Regions from separate parts of the Homo sapiens genome. Here all the other regions are linked to region 3. Evidence: read pairs that join two places in POLR2A ChIA-PET (ENCODE). Cell type or tissue: Panc1. All regions are shown on one strand. Links, peaks and the distances in the headings refer to the core of each region. The heading gives the core; the rest is flanking DNA.

Region 1 (6,417 bases), core at 895-4,894, 610 kb before region 3:
ACTTATAAGGGGGAACTAAATGATGAGAACACATGGAAACAAAAAGGGGAACAATAGACACTGGGGCCTACTTGTGTGTGAAGGGTGAGAGGAGGGACAGAATCAGAAAAAATAACTATTGGGTACTAGGCTTCATACCTTGGTGACAAAATAATCTGTACAATAAACCCCTGTGACACAAGTTTACCTGTATAACAAACCTACACACCTACCCCTGAACCTAAAATAAAAGTAAAAGTAAGTTTCACATGAGTTTTAGAGGGGACACTGAAACCACGGTATTCTTCTCCTGCTCCTTCCAAACGTATGTCCTTCTCAAATACAATTACATTCATTGTATCTCTATAGTTCCAAACTGTTGTCTCATTTCAGCACCAACTGACACATCCAAAGTCCAAAGTTTCATCTGCAAACGTGTGAAATAAGAACAAGATATCTGCTTTGAGGATCAAATGTGGCATAGTCATAGGGAACACATTCCCATTTCAAAAGGGAAAAACAGCCAAGAAGAAAGGGGTAACATGCCCTAGGCAAGTCTAAAACCTAAGAGACACAGACAGTAGGTCTGAAGACCCCAGAATCATCTCTTTTTACCTCATGTCTGGCATCCTCAGCATACTGGTGTGGTGGTTGAGCCCCCAAGGCCTTAAACAACCCCAACCCAATGGGTTTCTTGGCTCAGCCCACCTAGCTCTACCATGCTTGTGTTGCACACTGATAGCTCCACAGTTCTGGGGTCTTAGTGACAGTCTCACTCCCATGACTTTCTAGGCATTGCCCTAGTGGGGACTCTCTGCAGTAGTTCCATCCCCACATACCCACTCAGCATAACTCTAGTGGGGGCGTCAGCCCCTGTGACCAGTCTCTGCTTGAACCCTCAGGCTTTTGATGACATTTTTTGAAATCTAGGTAGAATCTGCCAAGTCTCCACAGCTCTCACTTTCTGTAAGTCTGCAAAATTAGCACCACGTGGATGCCACCAAGTTTTAGAACATGTACCTTCTGAGTTTTTGGCACAAGCTGCACTTAAGGCTGCTTGAGCCAGAGTGACAGTGATGTGGGGAGAAGCAAGAACTGCTCAGAGGTGGCACATGGCAGCCATGCCTGGGCCTGTCCCCTAAAACCCTTCTGTCCTCCTAGGTCTCTGGGTCTGTGAGGGGAGGGTCAGCCTCAAAGATTTCTGAAATGCCTTCAGGGGCCTTTTCCCCATGGTCTTGACTTTTAGCACCTGGTTCTCTTTTAGCCATGCTAATCTCTTTAGAAAGTACTAGCTGGGCCTCACTCTTGGATTTCTCTCCTGAAAATGCTCTTTTATTCCCCACCTCATGGCAAGACTGAATATTATATGGAAAATACAGACTTTCCCCCTCTGTTTCTCCTGTCTCTAGAGGTTCACTGTAAGCAGTTAGAAGTAACCACTCAGCAGCCTGAGAACTTGGTGGCTTAGAAATTTCTTCCACCAGATATCCTAGTTCATCCCTCTCAAGTTTGGCCTTTCACAAAGCCCTTGGACTTGGATACAATGCAGCCAAGTTCTTTATCCATGTATATCAGGGATAGTCTTTACTCCAGTTTCTAATATTTTGTTTCTCAGTTCCATCTAAAACCTTGTCTGAATGGCCTTTCCTGTCCATATTTTCTATCAGTATGCTGGTCATAACCACTTAAGCAATCTCTACAGAGTTCCCAACTTTCCCCAGTCTTCTTGTATTCTAAGTCTGCACCAGAATCTCGATTTTTTTCTAGCCTGCTTCTCTAAGTTCTTTTAGCTTCTGCCCATTACCCAGTTCTAAAGCCTCTTCTATGTTTTTAGGTATTTACTATCAGCAACACCCCACTTCCAGGTCTCAATTTTCTGTCTCAGTCCCTTTAGTCCATCAATCTGTGAATCCAATCACCTCTTAAAGGCCTTACTTTTCAATACTGCCATATTTCAGATTAATTTTCAACATGACTCTTGGAGGCAACATTCAAATCATAGTAGAATTTGCACCCAATATGTAAGGAGACCTTATGACTCTGTAATAAAAAGTAAAAATAACAATTAAAAATAATCAAAGGGTTTGAGTAGGCTATTACTCCAAAAAAGATACACAAATGGTCGATCTGCATATGAAAAGATGCTCAACACAATTAGGCCATAGGGAAATGCATACCTAAACCTCAGTAAGGTACGACTTCACACACTTTAAGAAAGCTATAATGAAAAAGATAGACAGAACAAGTTATGGTGAAGATTGGAGAAACTGGCATTCTCATATATTGTTGGTAGAAATTTTAAATGGTGCAGCACCTTTAGAAAAAATTAATTTACAATAGCACCAAAAATGTAATTCATAGGTATAAATCAACAACATATGTATAAGGTTTGTGTGTGGAAAACTACACAATGCCAATTAATGAAATCAAGGAAGAACTAATAAATGGAGATATTTTTTCCATCTTCATTGGCTAGTAGATTCTAAATTGTTAAAAGAGCTACGCCTCCCAAGTTGATACAGACACACAGTATAATCCCAGTCAAATTCCCAGCAAGATATTATGTAAATAACAACAAACCAATTCTTAAATGTATAGGAAAAGTCAAAACTTTGTAGCATAGCTAATATGGTACTGAAGAAGAGCAAAGTTAGAGGGCTTACATCAGGGGTCCCCAACACCCAAGTGGCTGACCATTAACAGTCTGTGGCCTGTTAGGAACTGGGCAGCATAGCAGGAGGTAAGTGGCAGGTGAGCGAGCAACTACCAATTCAGCTCCCCCTCTTGTCAGATTGGCAGCCACATTCGATTCTCATAGGAGCATGAACCCTATTGTGAACTGTGCATTCAAGGGATTTAGGTTGCATACTCCTTATGAGTATGACTGATGATCTGAGATGGAACAGTGTCATCCCAAAACCAAACTCCTACCACCCCATCTCTACTCCCACCCACACCCCATCCCCGGTCCATTGAAAAATTGTCTTTCACGAAACTGGTCCCTGGTGCCAAAAAGGTTGAGGACCGCTGGCGTTCAGTACTGATTGGAAAACTTATTATAAAGAACAGTAATCAAGATGGTATTGTATTAATGAAAGAATAGACATGGATTAATAGAACATAATGAAGAGCTCAGAGATAGACTAACACACACATATGTAGACAAGAATCTTGACAACGGCAATACAAATTCAATGAACAGTTTCTCAACAAATGGACCTGGAAATTTGGGATGTTATTTACTTTTTTTTCCATGCAAATTCCAATTGCTCATTGCTGATGTATAATAAAGCAATTGACTTTTTAATTTGACCTTGTATCCTACAACCTCGATGTATGCATTAGGTCCAGGTATTAATTTGTACATTCTTTGGGTTTTTCCACGTTGAAAATCATACCATATGCAAAAAAATGATAGTTTTATTTCTTCCTACCTGTATATCTTTTATTTCTGTTTCTTATCTCATTGCATTAGCTAAGATTTCTGTTACATTGTTAAATAGGAATGGTAAAAGAGGTCATCCATGTTCCTGATCCTAAGGGGACAGTTTTCTGAATCTCATCATTGGTTATAATGTCAGCCGTAGGTTTTCTGTAGGTATTTTTTTTTAATCAAGTTGCGGAAGTTACTCTATATCAATTTTTCTGAGATTTTTTATCATCAGTGGATGTTGGATTTTGTCAAATGCTTTTTTTCTGTATCTACTGATATGATTATATAATTTTTCTTTTGTAACCTGTTGATATAGTAGATTGCATATCAGCCCATTTGTATTGTTATAAAGGAGTACCTGAGGCTGGTTAATTCATAAAGAAAAGAGATTTCTTTTGACTCACAGTTCTACAGACTCTGCAGTAAGCATGGTGCAAGCATCTGCTTCTGTTGAGGGCCTCAGAGGCTTACAATCATGTCAGAAGGTCAAGGGGAGCCAGTGAGTCACATGTGAGAGGAGTGAGAGAGACAAGGAAGATCCCAGGCTCTTTCATACAGCCAGATCTCTCCTGAACTTACTTATTGCCATAAGAATGGCACAAAGCTATTCATGAAGGATCCACCTCTATGGCCCAAACACCTTTTACCAGGCCCCACCTCTAATCATTGGGGATTATATTTGAACATGAAATCTGAAGGAGACAAACACCCAAACCATAGCAATTGTACTGATTTTGAATGTTAAACCAGTCTTGCTTAACTGGAATAATCTCACTTGGTTATAGTATGAAATTCTTTTTATACAATCTTGGATTCTATTTTCTTATATTTTGTTGAGGCTTTTTGCATGTATGTTCATGAAAAATACTGGTTTTGGTTTGCTTGTCTTATAATGTCATAGCCTGGTTTGATAGTAGGGTAATGCTGACTTTACAAATGAGTTAGGAAGTGTTTCCTCTGCTTCTATTTTCTGGAAAAATTGTCAAGAATTAGTATTATAGGGCCGGACATGGTGGCTCACACCTGTAATCCCAGCACTTTGGGAGGCCGAGGCGGGCGGATCATGAGGTCAGGAGATGGAGACCATCCTGGCTAACATGGTGAAACCCCGTCTCTACTAAAAATACAAAAAATTAGCCGGGTGGTGGCGGGCTCCCGTAGTCCCAGCTACTCCGGAGGCTGAGGCAGGAGAATGGCGTGAACCCAGGAGGCGGAGCTTTCAGTGAGCCAAGATTGGGCCACTGCACTCCAGCTTGGGCGACAGAGCGAGACTCGTCTCAAGTAAAAAAACAAACAAACAAAAAAAGCAAGAATGAGTATTATTTCTTCCTTAAATATTTGATATAATTCACTAGTAAAACCATCTTAGCCTTTTTTGAAGATTATTATCTATTTCTGTTTTGGAAAGTTATTAATTATAGGCTTTTTGAAGGTTATTAGATAATAATTTCTGTTATTTTAAATGTGCCTAAGTATGTTTCATGGCTGAGAATGTAGATTATCTTGGTGGGCGTTCTATGAGAACTTGAAAAGAATGTGTATGCTGCTTATGTTTGGTAAAAACAACCTATAAATGTCAATTAGATCAAGTTGATTGTTAATTCTGTTCTGGATATCATATCCCTACTAATATTCTGCCTACTTGACATGTAAGTTACCGATAGAGAGGGTTTAAATCTGTAACTCTAATGTTGGATTTGTCTATTTATCCTTTTAGTTCTATTGGTTTTTGCTTCATGCATTTTGACAATGTTATATGCATACATATATAAGATCCTTAAATCTTTTTTGAAGATGACCTCTTTATCATTATGACATACTTATTTTTTCTCTTTGGTAATCTTTCTTGCTCTGAATTCTGCTGTGTCTGAAGTTTTTTGTCACATTTTTTTTTTTTTAAATAGAGACAGAGTCTCACTGTGTTGCCCAGGCTGGTCTCAAACTCCTGGTCTTAAGCAACCCTTCCCACTTTGCCTTCCAAAATGCTGGGATTCTATGCATGAACTGCCATGCCTGGCCTGTCTGAAATTAATATATAGCTACTCCAGCATTCTTTAGTTTAGCTTTCCTGGGTTATACTGGTGTGGACTCTTTTAATTTTTTTTTGTTGTTGTTTTTGAGACAGAGTCTCGCTCTTTTGCCAGGCTGGAGTGCAGTGGCTGGATCTCAGCTCACTGCAAGCTCAGCCTTCCACGTTCAAGCAATTCTTTTGCCTCAGCCTCCCAAGTGGCTGGGACTACAGGCGCGTGCCACCACGCCCAGCTAATTTTTGTATTTTTAGTAGAGACGGGGTTTCACCATGTTGGCCAGGATGGTATCGATCTCCTGACCTTGTGATCTGCCTGCCTTGGCCTCCCAAAGTGCTAGGATTACAGGCGTTAGCCACTGTGCCAGCCTCTTTTAATTTTTAACAGTGTTGAGTCTTTATATTTGAAGTGAGTTTATTTTACATGAGATAAAGTTGCCTCTAGATTATTTTTCATCTACTCATTCAACTTCTATCTTTTAATTAGTACTTTTAGATTATACAGTGATTAATATGTATTAATATGTAATAAGTAATTAATATGTATTATAATTATAACTTATATTTAATCATACTAATTGTTGCTTATCCTACCCCTTTTTTATGGCTTCTCTGATATTAAGGATTTTACATGATTCTATTTTATCTCCTTCAGAGTGTATCAATTATTCTTGTTTAACAAAGATTTTAGTTATTGCTCTAGAGTTTACAATATACATTTTAATTAGTCTAACTTAACCTTCACATAACACTATACTCATTTATAAGTAGTGCAGGTAACTTACAGCAGAGCATTCTCAATTAATTCCTGTGACAATGCTGTTTTACATTTCACTTATTCATACCTATAATTACCTAATACATTGTTATCATGATTACTTTAAACATACAGTTGTCTTACAGTAGCACCAAAATACAGTTAAAAATAAGAAAAACACAATCCTGTTTTATCTTAATACATTTTTTCTCTGACACTTTT
Region 2 (6,417 bases), core at 895-4,894, 940 kb before region 3:
AATGCACACTGGAGCCAGCAGGCCTTTAGAGGCCTCTCTTGTGGTCTATCAGCCCACCAGAAGACCGCCTGCTTCACAGAATCTGAGACATCTCAGGGCAGCCACTCTACAGTCCCTTTAGGGTTTTGCAAATATCCTGGGTCTATAAAATTAACTCTGTCCAAGTTGGATGGGGTGCATAGTGATGGATGACTCTCTCAGTCTCCCTTTGTTTGCCACAGAACACCTTTTCTTAAATCTATTTTCAGACCTGCTGGAGCCCAAAGTATAGAAACAAGTTTCAAATAATTAGAAAAATACAAAAAACTTTTCTAGCTAGCATTTTCTGTCTAAGAAGAAGTCATATGCATTGGGCTGATTTTCTGAACATGTGTACTACCATAGGCTGGATGTTTAATGATGATAAATGCTCACATTTATTATTCCAGCCACAGCACTAACATCATTAAACACATTATCTCATTTAATTCTCGAAACAGTCAAGAAATGACACTATTATTATTCATATCTTACAGATTAGAATAAGGGCATCTCACTGATATTATGTAAGTTGTTCAAATTTACGCAGTGACAAAAAATGGAACCAGAATCTGCACCCACATGGTCTAATGTTAGTATCTGTGCCCCTTTCACTAGAGCACACCTGTGCTCCATTCATCTTGTGACGTGTTTGGGTTGCGGCCTGGCATCATCACTCTGTTCAGTGATTAGGGCAGGTTTTCTTACTAGCTGGCACCTTGGCTGGGCCCTGGCTTTCCTTAGTTGCTCTTCTTAGATATGAAACAACTTTTTAAGACATTAAAGCAGTGATGCGCAACCTTTTTGGCACCAGGGACTGGTTTTGTGTAAGACAATTTTTCCACAGATGGGTAGCAGAGGGGCATGATTTCCAGATGAAACTGTTACATCTCAGATCATCAGGCATTAGTTAAATTCTCATAAGGGGTACACAACCTAGATCCCTCACATGCACAATTCACAATAGGGTTCATGTTCCCAATCTAACACTGCGGCTTATCTGACAGGAGGCAGAGCTCAGGCGGTAGTGTTAGCTGGCCGGCAGCTCACCTCCTGCTCTGCAGCCTGTTTCATAACAGGCTGTGGACAGGTACTGGTCCGCAGCCTCGGGGTTGGGGACCCCTGCATTAGGGTATCAACCATCTCTTCTCATTGGTCAGGTCATTTAGCCAGATTACCTTATGCAGATGAAAAAAAGGGGTGGAAAAAATAATAAATGGTTTAGTGTCCTATAAAGAATTAGAATAAAAGGTTTTCAGTGAATTTCCTCGAGTATAGAAACTGTTGTGTAATATTTCTTGTAAACGTTCAAAACTTATTTCTTCGTTATCACCAGTTTTTGAGAATGTAGACAAATGGAACATTTAGATATAATTGGTAGCTGTGATTAGTGACATATGTTTAGAAATTAGGGGCATTCAAAGACATTTAGTATAACCATTTCATGAATTTTTTTTTTTTTTTTTGAGACAGAGTCTCACTCTGTTGCCCAGGCTGGAGTGATCTAGGCTTACTGCAACCTCTACCCTCCAGGTTCAAGCGATTCTCATACCTCAGCCTTCCAAGTAGCTGAGATTGCAGATGCCTACCATCATGCCTGGCTAATTTTTGTATTTTTAGTAGAGATGGGGTTTTGCCATGTTGGTCAGGCTGATCTCGAACTCCTGGCCTCAAGTGATCTGCCTGCCTTGGCCTCCCGAAGTGCTGGGATTGATTATAGGCGTGAGTCATCGCAACTGGCCAATTTCACGAATTTAGTTATCTATTATAAATGTTATACTTGTGTGTTTTCAAGTTTCTTTAACATACTACAATTTTTTTTTCTCCTATAGCTGACTTCCTTATCATATAGTCATAAACAAAAATTTAGTGGTTAAAAAAGTCCCCATGAAAAGGAAAGGAAGAAATAGATCTTAAACCCCAAGACAGCCGATTGAATTTAATAGTCATTGTTAGTTTTCTATTAAACAGTGGTATAGAGAGGACAAAATGTATTGTCTTTGAAGCTGCACTTTCTGTTTTATCTACTAAATTCTCCATAGACTAATGCTGATAGAAAAATATGTATGTTTGGATTTAGATATACTTAGTAATGTGACATAAACAGAGAGAGAGAGAGGGAAATCTTGTTTTCTTCTGGCTTTTTTCAGAGGTTCACTAATTGGGTTTGCTGTGAGTATTACTGGGTTCTGTTTAAGATCAGGCCTTTTCCTTGATATGCAAGATGTTCCTTTTTGTAAACAAAACACTAGATTTTCATTCAAAAGAAAATGTGTTATAATCAGTAGACATTTCTTCTTCTTATTTCTATTTGAAGATTCCCACTAGGTCTCTGACATGAAGTACAAAGGGATTTGCCTCCAGCATGAATAATTTCACAAATTGAAAGAGTTGACTCTTTAACATTCTTTAATTCAATAAGCATAACATATTTTTATTTTAAAAATCATAACATCCTAATCCACATAAGTGGTCCAGAATGGCATGGTCATACAAGAAGAAAAAGGAAGCATTTGTCACATGCATATAAAAGGTGAATACAATTTTGAGTCATCCTCCTTTATATTTTTTTCCTTTAGAAGATGTACGTTTCCTAGGAGGCAGGTTTATACTACCTCTTGGAATTATTTGACATGAGAAGTGTATTAATTCTTCTATGCCTAAATGAGCAACATCCAATAAGAGCATATAATAGCTTTTTAACCAGTGGATATATTCCAGTAAAATGTTCTTACCCACAGAGCTTACCTACTTGAGCAACTATCAAATATATCAGAAATCTTTGCATATTTATGTTGAAAATCAACAGTCTTTTTTGCCTTTGAAGTACAATACCAATATTTACATGATAGTTCTTCAACTAGGCAAAATAATGACGTGCTATTTAAGAAATGAAGTGGATTGAAATCTAAGGAAACCTCAACCATGCATATAAAAGATTAAAATATTTATATTAACTGTGCTTAAGAGCCTTTTAAACTGTCTTTATAGAATTTATGGAATGCTATTGTTTTGTATTATTCGAAAAAACACTCTGCCCTTTTATTAGACTGTGATTATTGGCTGAACGATTGTTCACCACTATAGACTCTAGATTCTATAAAGCCTGAACTCTTCTAGTTTCCTATCTTAGAAAATAAAGAGAATTTTCTCTCTCTCATTCTCTCAATATTAATAATAGCAAATGACCCTATTGCTGAAGACTTGGAGTATGTTCTTAAGGAAAAAAGTAACGTGAGGCTTCTGATCATAAGAGAAAGATTCTGTATTTGCATTGGTTTGGGGTTCAAGCTTATATTTAAAAGGTCAAATTTAATCCAAAGCCACTTTAGTGAATCTCTCATGAAAGTTCAACGTTTTTATTTTCTTAATGACTTGATCATTTCATTGAAGGAATCACAATCACAGAATTACAGAAAAGAACCAAAAAGCTGAAAGATATAAAAACAATTAGATTATATATATAACTATTTATATATTAATATATATGCATATATATTTTAATAAATATATTCTTAACAGCAATAGAAGATGGGTAATTCAATATGCTACTGGTGACTTAGGTCACCAGGCTGGCACAATTTTTCTGAAAGACAAGTTTAATATTATTTACTAAAAGTGTTAAAATAAGCACCCTTTAACAGAGCAATTATCCATCAATAAATTTATTCTAAGTGCAATTAAAGATATATGCAAAAACATCTTCAGCAACACTCTTATTATTGCTATGTTAAATAATACAAATTTGGAAACTACCAAAATTTTAAAGAAAAAGGTTATCAGCTAAACCAAATGACATGCATAGAACAGAACATTACATAACTCAAATATATACGTAAAAGTATACTTACTAATGCAGAAAAATGTTCATGATAAAATATCAGGTGAAACGTGTAGCTAACCAAACAAAGGGTTGATACTAGATATCTCTGGCTATATGGGGCGAAGAGGAATTGTTTATGTGGTATTTCTATAATAAGTGTACATCTATTTTATACATTATTAATAAAAATAAACTTATTTATAATAAAAATGATTCTTTAATTTCTAAGCTTGAATGGAAATCTGAAATTCAGGAGGACAGCTTCAACCTGAAGTCAAAATTCTATAGTATAAATAATTTTTTTAGTTATTTAGAAAATGAATATTTTCTGATAAAATATCATAGGTGATAACTGTGTTATTTTTCTGATGTGGAATCTTTTCTCTGGCTTACCTGAACATACGTAAAACAAAGACTGGCTCTCTATAGGGAACATTTGATGTTTTGTTTGTCTAAAGGGGTAGTGGAATAATTAGAAGTAAATGCTTAGCTAGTGGTGCGCTGGTTAATGTTAACAAATGACTTTAGAGGTGAAGGAGGAAGGTTTTATTTGTAGCATTTGCTGAATGGTGTCAGTAATCTCATCATGGGTAATTTTAAGCTAGCAACATGACATCACTGAGTTGGGAGGAAACATGCACCCCCCATTGCACGCTGGTACTATCCACCTCCAACACACCCTGCGGGAGGGTCTGTGAGTGGGCGGAATGTGGCAAAGTAGGTGCAGAAGCACTTCAGATTCAAGATTAAGCTTGGGAAAGTTTAGGAAGTGGAAATCTTCCTAAGGCAAAGGAGAAAGAGGAAGTGTAAAAAATAGTTATGTAGTTAAATATAGCACACAGGATAAGACTCTTGGGAATTATTGAGAATGGCAATGGACTTTATCGTTTAGAAGAATCAACTGTAGCACCTGTTAAGCAAACACATTCCTAAGTCTCTCTTTGGAGCTGGGCTCAGGAATATGCATTTTAGAGAGACCTTCTGGGACCGCCGTAATCAGTCAAAAAATCTGAACTAAGCTGTCAACATTGCAGTCCTGTGTGATGTCCTAGAGAGCTTAACACTTGGGAATACTTTATAATTAGCATAAATATATAGTTATCCTCAAAACTAGGATACTTTTGAGTATGAGGGGGAGTGTTCAGTACAACAGGTATAATCTAGGATTGTCTTGGGAAAAGTGAGTAAGTGTTGACCTTCCTCATAAGCATCCTCAGGAGATTGCAATTATGTTGATCAGTATCTGTAAAACCACAGGGTGGGTGAACATGCACATACAAAAAGTGTCTCATTCTGAGCCCTCTGAAACAAAGAAATTCTTTGGTTCTTGCCTGAAACATGATGACTCTCACTGGGTTCCTGAAGTGAGGAACTCTTTTTCAGCACCACCCCATTCAGCAGGACAAGAGAGCATTTCCAACAGTCAGTACAAATTCAAATTAGCCATTCACAGGTCAAGACTTAAGATCTTTGTATACTTCTCTTTGTATTTACATCTGCCTTGTTTAGAGCAGTATCTCCCGTTAGAGAGTGTTTTGACCCAACTTGCTTATACAGAGAACATGACAATCAGAGAACCACTGAAAGGATTTTTTTCCCCTGTCCCACTTGTACGATGTCTGCTCTTGTCAGCGTTAGTATTCATCCTATGGGGTTACTCTGTAATGACCTTTTACTTTTTTCCATAATAGAACCAGAAGGAATTGTGACCCACATCAAGTAAATGTTGACGTCTATAAAGAAAGTTCAGTGTAATAGTGCAGAGGTGTGGGGCATCACAACTGAGAGTTGGCATGGCCTGCTTAGATGGCAGGGAGGACATTACACTTGGGAAGAGTAAAACTCAGATTCAGCTAACTAGCTCTGATGTCCGGTTATTTTGTAAAAGTACCATGGCAGGAACTTCTATTAGATGGAGATGATGATTTAGGTCAGATTATTATTATTATTATTGCCTAGACTACCAAATGCAGGCAGCTCCCTAATGCTTGGTCTAGTAGTTCTCTACCTAGAGACTGTGTGCTCTTAAGTAGTGATGCTTGGGGCAGAGCTATTGCAAATGCCTCAAGGACATATATAACAAAGTCTTGATTATATATAAAATCATAATAAATCATATACTAACTTTAAGCTATATATAGATGATATTGTGATTAATACAGTAGAGTTTAAAACAGAAAAAAATTTACTGACTTTATATACACACGTACGTATATATATTTACTTATACATATATATTACTTTATACATTCCTCAGGACAGTAATATGAAATCAGCCATTCGTGAGTGGAGAAAACATTTTTAGATTAAAATATACTTTCTAATGTAAGATGTTTCCATAGCATAAATGGAATTGGGGACAATATAAATAATATTGTCCCACCTCTCACTGTGTAATTGGTCTGGTAAACTTTGGTTCTAGGATTCTGGGAAAAGGTATAGAAAGGCCAAGTGTAAAATATGAATAAGACAGGAGAATGACAAGTAATGGAGATAATGATTTTATTAGCTCAGTGAAATGGAAATGGTGGACTGGTCCTGGAAGAGGACTATGGGGATAATGTCCTGGGCCTTAG
Region 3 (6,417 bases), core at 1,235-5,234:
ACAGACACACATTTTGACAAATAGAGCCCATCAGTGTTACCCAGAATAATGCTTTTTTCCTCTCCTAACGCAAGTTTTTCCCTGTAGTACTTCAGATTTTTATGGTAAATAAATAAGAGAAAAGGACGATTGAATAGCTAACAGTTCATATTATTATTTAATCAAATATTAAAATAGATTACTAGAAATGTTTAAATTGCAATTCTACTTGGTAGATACCTCATATAGTTAAAATCTTATACACTTGATGTTAAGGAACTGATAATAAGGTGAGGCAAAAGCAAAACATCATTGAAAATTCCTCCTAGAGGTAGAAATGAGCAATTTGTAAGCATAAATTTACAGATTTACCATTGCTAAATTAATGTGTGCAGGATTTTATATAATGTTGGGTCAAACTCATACTCCAGCCTTTGTCATGACACTATAACCTAGTTTCTATAACCTAGTCTAAAATCTCTTTCTCAGGCTGAAATGAAAAAATTAGACACATTTAAACAAATCAGTGACCACTTTTCTGTCACATGTAGATATTTATTGAGGCGATGAGGGGAAACTGGCCTAAATTATCTGGTCTGATCAATTGTCTTAATTCTTTTCCATTTACTCTAATGTATTTTTCATAACTACTAGCCACAAAGAAAGTTATTTTATCAGACTGAATTTATCTTGACACTTCACACTTTTAACCACCTGTTTTATATTCACATTTTCTCTCTCTTTGGTATTAGTGGCTTTTAATGTGTTATCTCCATCTACTTCCATGGATATTTATTCTCCTGACCCTCCAATATTACCCCTTTGCTATTCTCACCTTCTCACTGTGGGTATTATCCAGAATTTAATTCGGAGATCTTTTCTGTGTAACATCTCTATACTTATCCCTATATCATCAGGGATTAAATCAGCACCTCAGACACATCAGGTACTTATCATGCACCTATCAATCCTAAATGGAACTCTAGCCTTGTTTGAATTTCTTTCCAAAATATTCATGTTTGCAATAGGGACCATGTCTATTTTATTTACCTTTTTAGTCCTAGAACCTTGAACAGTGCTTAGAGAGCTAATGCACACTCAATAAATATTTGTTAAATCAGCAAATGAAACCAATCAATTGGACTTATTTAGAAGTAAAAATTTATCAATATCTTGCCCCCAGAATTTACTGTTAAGATGGTATACAGAAATATCTGTAATAGTCAATTCATCAAATCACAATCACTGCTCAGCCAAGTTATTGAATTTTATCTTTTTCATGTCTGATTTATTACTCTGATATGCAATTATTTAGGTTAACATTGTAGTAATAATTTGTCATTCTATAACTAAACATAAGAATAGGTTAAATATATGTATTTTGAGGTCCAAATTTCCAGATGAACACGAGATGATTACATATTTTGTTCAGTCATTCTCTATGCATAATATATCTCAAATTTTATTACTATTGAGGTTACATTTTAAAAATTCCTTAAAGATAGGAATAGTGTCACAGCTTAGCATATACAGTATTTAGCTTTTTGCTATTCACATAGTTGATGCCCAATAAATATTTGTTGACCTAATGAATGATCAACATTAGGATTTACTGAGACATTGTAAGTCATTTTGCATTATTTCTCAGCTTGAATCAATTCTAAAATATGACCGAGTCAGTGTTCAGTACTTCTTGACTCTGCTTGCCATGGCGGACTCCTCATTCTTTTTCCTAGTTGTTTAGTAACTATGATTCCAACTCTGAATATGCCACATACCAAAAAAACTAAATTTTCCTTTCTCACTTCCTCTACTAAAAAGTTGCCTATATTATCTCTCGTTTTCTGGAAGCCAGTTCTCTGAAATATGAGAATCATCATGCTCAATTCGCTGCATGGTTCTGTCTTTACCTATCTCCAGGTGCCATAGAGATACTGTGCATTGATATTTTATAAATAAAAATACTTACTAGGCTAAAACACAACTGAAGCACAATTAAGAAGCTAATACATAAGTTATACAATTGTATTAGCTAGCCGAAAGTGTTGAACAGATTGCTTCTCTCTAGAATAATCTTTTCATTATTTAACATGTTATTCCTCTCATGAAGTGAGATTCAGATACAGAAGGATTAACTGGAATGAACAGGAAGAGTTAGGGAAAGAGGAATGGCAAGTTCACATTATGTCAATTGTAAATCATCATTTTTGTCCGAAGAGAACATTGATTTTTGCCAAATAATTGCTTATTACTTTAAAAATAATTATAGATTAATTTATGAGGATTACAAATTCAGTAGTCTAAAACTTAAACATTAAATCCAATTAAAATAAAATTGGATGAGCATATTATAACATGGAATCAATTGAACCAAATATACAGGTGCCTTGTTTATCCAACTGGACATTTGATAATTCAAAAAAAAATTACTTGGCACATCTTTATGTTTAGTTATAAACTACACATTGTGTTTAAAATGCATCAATATTGTATGATAAGTTAGAACTGATCCCTTTTTAGTGTCTTCTCTAGCTTTCTATAAGTTCCTGGATGGATAATAAAATCTCTATTAATACTTTTATAATGAACTCTCACTGTGAGAAAAAACATGTAGCATTTGAAAACTGTCATGCAATGTACAAAATAGGGACTACATTTGTTACCCATTATCTGATGCTTTATAGCTATGAATTTTTCATATCCTTCTAGCTTCATGTCACCTCAGCTGCTCTGGAATATATCTTGGTTCAAATCAGGGCCAGCCAAACATAAATAAATAAATGAAATTGAACAAGTAGTTCTTGGAGGTCCTTTTCCATGATGTATAGAAAAATCCTTATCTTGTTGAAAAATCGTTATCTCATTTTTAGGAAGGTTGTAATCTTGTAGGTATTGGTTAAAGGTGTGGTTCATTAATACTAATAAATAATTCAAAATTGTTATATTTTCAAATAGTTATTGGATATTAGCAGTTGTTGGGCATAAGAAGACCAGAACACTCATAAATTATATGAGTTTCATAGAACAATAGAAGCTAAGTTTTTAGCTATCCATTTTGTTGTACTTTGGACATTATGTCCTGAATTATCAAAGTCATTTTTATTCTCTTGAGAAATATACTAAATTACAGTTCATAAAAGTCTCTCATGACTTCCACATGGAAAAATAATCTTTCTCTTGTAATGTCTCATTATTTATATTTCAAATATATTTTTCCAAAAGATAGGTGAGCTTAGAGGAATCTCTTAAATTGGGATAGTCTAAATTAGAGAATGAGGTATACTAGGTAGTGAGTTGGTTCTGTTTGCACTCTTGTTTTCACCATGACACCAAGTGTAATAATATTTACCTGCAAAACACACTCCCTCAGTGCTCTGTATTTCCCAAGACCATACTCCAGCTAATTCATCAACTTTTCTTATTCAAGAAAAAATATCAAAAAGTAAGGGTAATGATAGTATAAAAATAAATTGGAATGTATTTTTCTTTCTCTGTAAAATATATCACTCACAAATTTTTATATTTTACTTTTTATTAATAATAAACAACTTGGGGGCAGACCTTACATGACATTTTGCCACATGGTTTAAAACTGCTAATGTAATGTATATGTGCTCTAAGTTAGTTGAACTTTTTGAACCTAAAATAACTTACTGTGATATTTGAATCAAAATGGTACCCATGTTAAACTAATGTTTGTGTTGAACACTGATTGGCTCCTGTGTAGAAATGGGCCTGACTCCTTCCTGTTCTATTAAAGATGATCCAAAGTAGTTTCTTACCTCAACAACTAAATCAGAATTATACAAGTTTTCTCACATTTTAATAACTTCCAGATGGTGGAAAAACTAAAATAAAACTAAGAATTCAACAAAAGTGTGGGAAAATATTAGCATAGTACAAAAGACTAAGAACACTAAGGAAGTTATTTTCAAACTAGTTTTTCCTTGCTTTAAAAAATGCCACTGGCAAGAATAATGATGCTTTCATAATGTTACTAGAGTGCTATATTTGTAAAGCAGCATGTAAGCCTCATAAAAGGGTAATGAGTTCCTTAAGTGATAGTAAAATAAGCTTTCATGTAGAGATATGCTGAGGTACTACTGTTCATGGGCAGCAGAGAGTTGCATTACCTATTTTGTATTGCAATTTTCACTAACACAAAAAAAGGAATTGCAGTAATGGTCACATTTTCCTTCCTGTGACATTAAAAAAAGACTCTAGTGGAGCTCAACTAAGTAGAGAAAATGATAAAATCTTATATAAAATTTATGCTTATTTGGCCATTCTTCTTTATATAAGCATGTTATTTGAGTAGACTAGGAGTTCTTTCCTCTAGCTGATCATAGAATTACTTTCAGATAACAGTTTTCAGTTGATTTGCTCTCTTCTAGATTTTTCAATTATTGTAGCTTCATGAAATATGCATCATTCTTTGACATTTATATTAAATAATACTTGTATTCTCCCTTCCATGTTTACATGTAAAATAATAATCAATCAAAGGAATCATTCAGTATTAGTAAATCTTTTTTTTATAAAACACATATAAGAAAGTTCAAAAAGTCCCTCAATCTACCTCTTTCTTTACAACAGAAAAACTTTATCATATAATTGAAACCCCTTAGGAATAAAAATTTCACAGTAACTTCTATTGGCCAATTGCCTACAAAATCAAGAAGTCTATTCTCTCCTTTCTCACTATTCTTAATTGGATTTCTTGCTCTTTAGCAGCAACAGGAAACAGATGCTCACAGAATTCAGAAATCCCCAGTAAGTGACAGGTACATGAAATATCTTAGCATTTTGTTATATTAATTTTGTCAAAGCAACATGTTAGGGTGAGGGGAGAGATTATATCTACGAAGCTTGTGAGAACAATTCTAAAATATTGAAATGGAAATTATGACTTGTGAGGCAGAAATTTAAAAGCAAATATCTTTGGAGGATGGACTGCAAATAAATATGTAGACGACTGTGGTGAAGAAAAGCTCTCCTTCTAAAGTATATATTTCTCAAGAAAAAAGCACAACCCAAAAAACTAGAGAATAGACCTTTCTGAGGTTTCATAAAAAAACTTAGTCCATTAGCTCCAAACTATTGAGGTGACATATATAAACTCTTTGCATGAGTTAAATCAAGACAAATAAGAATGCTAAAATGTTAAATTCTGTTTGCATTGGACAGGGTAAATGTATATTCCTACCATTTAGATTACATACTTTATTTAATAGAAGAGTTAAATGAGAAAATTGGCATTGCTCTGTAGCTACAAAAGTATAAAAGTCTGTGCATGTTTGAAAAATAGCAACATAAAGGCAGCTTTTTAATCCTTGAATCTGAAACTACATGTTGGGCTGGGCTATCCGCTCAGCCTGAGAGCAACTACTTTCTCAGCATAGTCTCAGGCTAGAGGAGCATGTGTAGCATTTTTAAAAAGTTTATATTTTCAATCTTTTGTATAATTAAAAAATTAAAACTTACCAAGGAATTTTCAACTAAATAGCTCTTCCTTTCATAGGAGAAGGGTAGAGAATAAGACACTGACTTTAAGTTCTCCAAATAGACTGGATTTTTAAGGGAAAAAAAACCCTACATTTTGGATGTAATCATAGTTCATAATGATATTCAAAGCAAATTTTAACACCTTCTAGAAAAAAATTGTAAGCCAATTTCTCAATAAATTAAATATTTTAAACATACAATTGATAACAAATATAAAAACAGTTTAAACTAACATTCAAAAACAAAAAATAAATATTGAAATAACAAAAACATTCTATAATGAATAAGACATTATTCTAAACAAAAGGAATTAGTTTTAAAAACAGATATTAAGTTGCAAAAATAAGCCAGTAAGGAATGGTTTGCCTTAGGGAAAAAAATGACTGAATTAATATTTAGCAGTCATTCTGACAATAGAGGGAGCAGATAAAAATGACAAGATTCTTATCACCAATATCACTTTTATTCATTCACTAATTTAATATTCATTTACAAAACTATTATTTGGACAAGAAACCATATACAGAAATATGAAAGTGTTAGTAAAATATTTAAAAATACCATTTGACAATATTTCTTCGTGTAATTTTTGATTACCCTGATTCTTCCCCATAGGAGCAAACTCCTAGATCTCACATATCTATTACCTAAATATGATTTGAAAAATTCTAAGATAGCCTCCATGATCTTCATTCCCTCGTGTTATTCTAATGAGCATGTCACATAGCAAAAAATTTTTTGCAAATATCACTAAGGTTACCATTTAATTACCCTTAAAATAGGGAGGTGATCAGGGTGGGTCTCACCTAATCACCTGAGCTGTGTAAAATCACAGAGCTTTCTCCAGCTGAGAACAAAAGAGGAAGCCAGAGATTGGAAGCATGAGTAAAATTTGGTGAATTGCTGCTGGTTGGGAAATGGAGGGTACTATGT

Evidence for each region. Peaks named below come from ENCODE experiments on the same cell type or tissue, not always from the same donor. Only the 100,000 strongest peaks of a DNase experiment are listed, where the experiment ranks them.
Region 1: POLR2A ChIA-PET joins it to region 3 with 12 read pairs; 1 of 35 experiments calls an interaction of 5 or more read pairs at or near these places.
Region 2: POLR2A ChIA-PET joins it to region 3 with 21 read pairs; 1 of 35 experiments calls an interaction of 5 or more read pairs at or near these places.

What each region holds. Positions count from the first base shown.
Region 1 is chr5:92,783,500-92,789,916 of GRCh38, reverse strand. No RefSeq gene overlaps it. Among named protein-coding and RNA genes, the nearest start is that of LINC02058, 150 kb to the left of the region's middle. In Panc1, for the core only: no CTCF peak of the experiment used is centred there; no DNase peak of the experiment used is centred there; H3K27ac peaks cover 1,784 bases.
Region 2 is chr5:93,119,080-93,125,496 of GRCh38, reverse strand. No RefSeq gene overlaps it. Among named protein-coding and RNA genes, the nearest start is that of LINC02058, 180 kb to the right of the region's middle. In Panc1, for the core only: no CTCF peak of the experiment used is centred there; no DNase peak of the experiment used is centred there; H3K27ac peaks cover 689 bases.
Region 3 is chr5:92,178,149-92,184,565 of GRCh38, reverse strand. No RefSeq gene overlaps it. Among named protein-coding and RNA genes, the nearest start is that of LINC02058, 760 kb to the left of the region's middle. In Panc1, for the core only: no CTCF peak of the experiment used is centred there; no DNase peak of the experiment used is centred there; H3K27ac peaks cover 198 bases.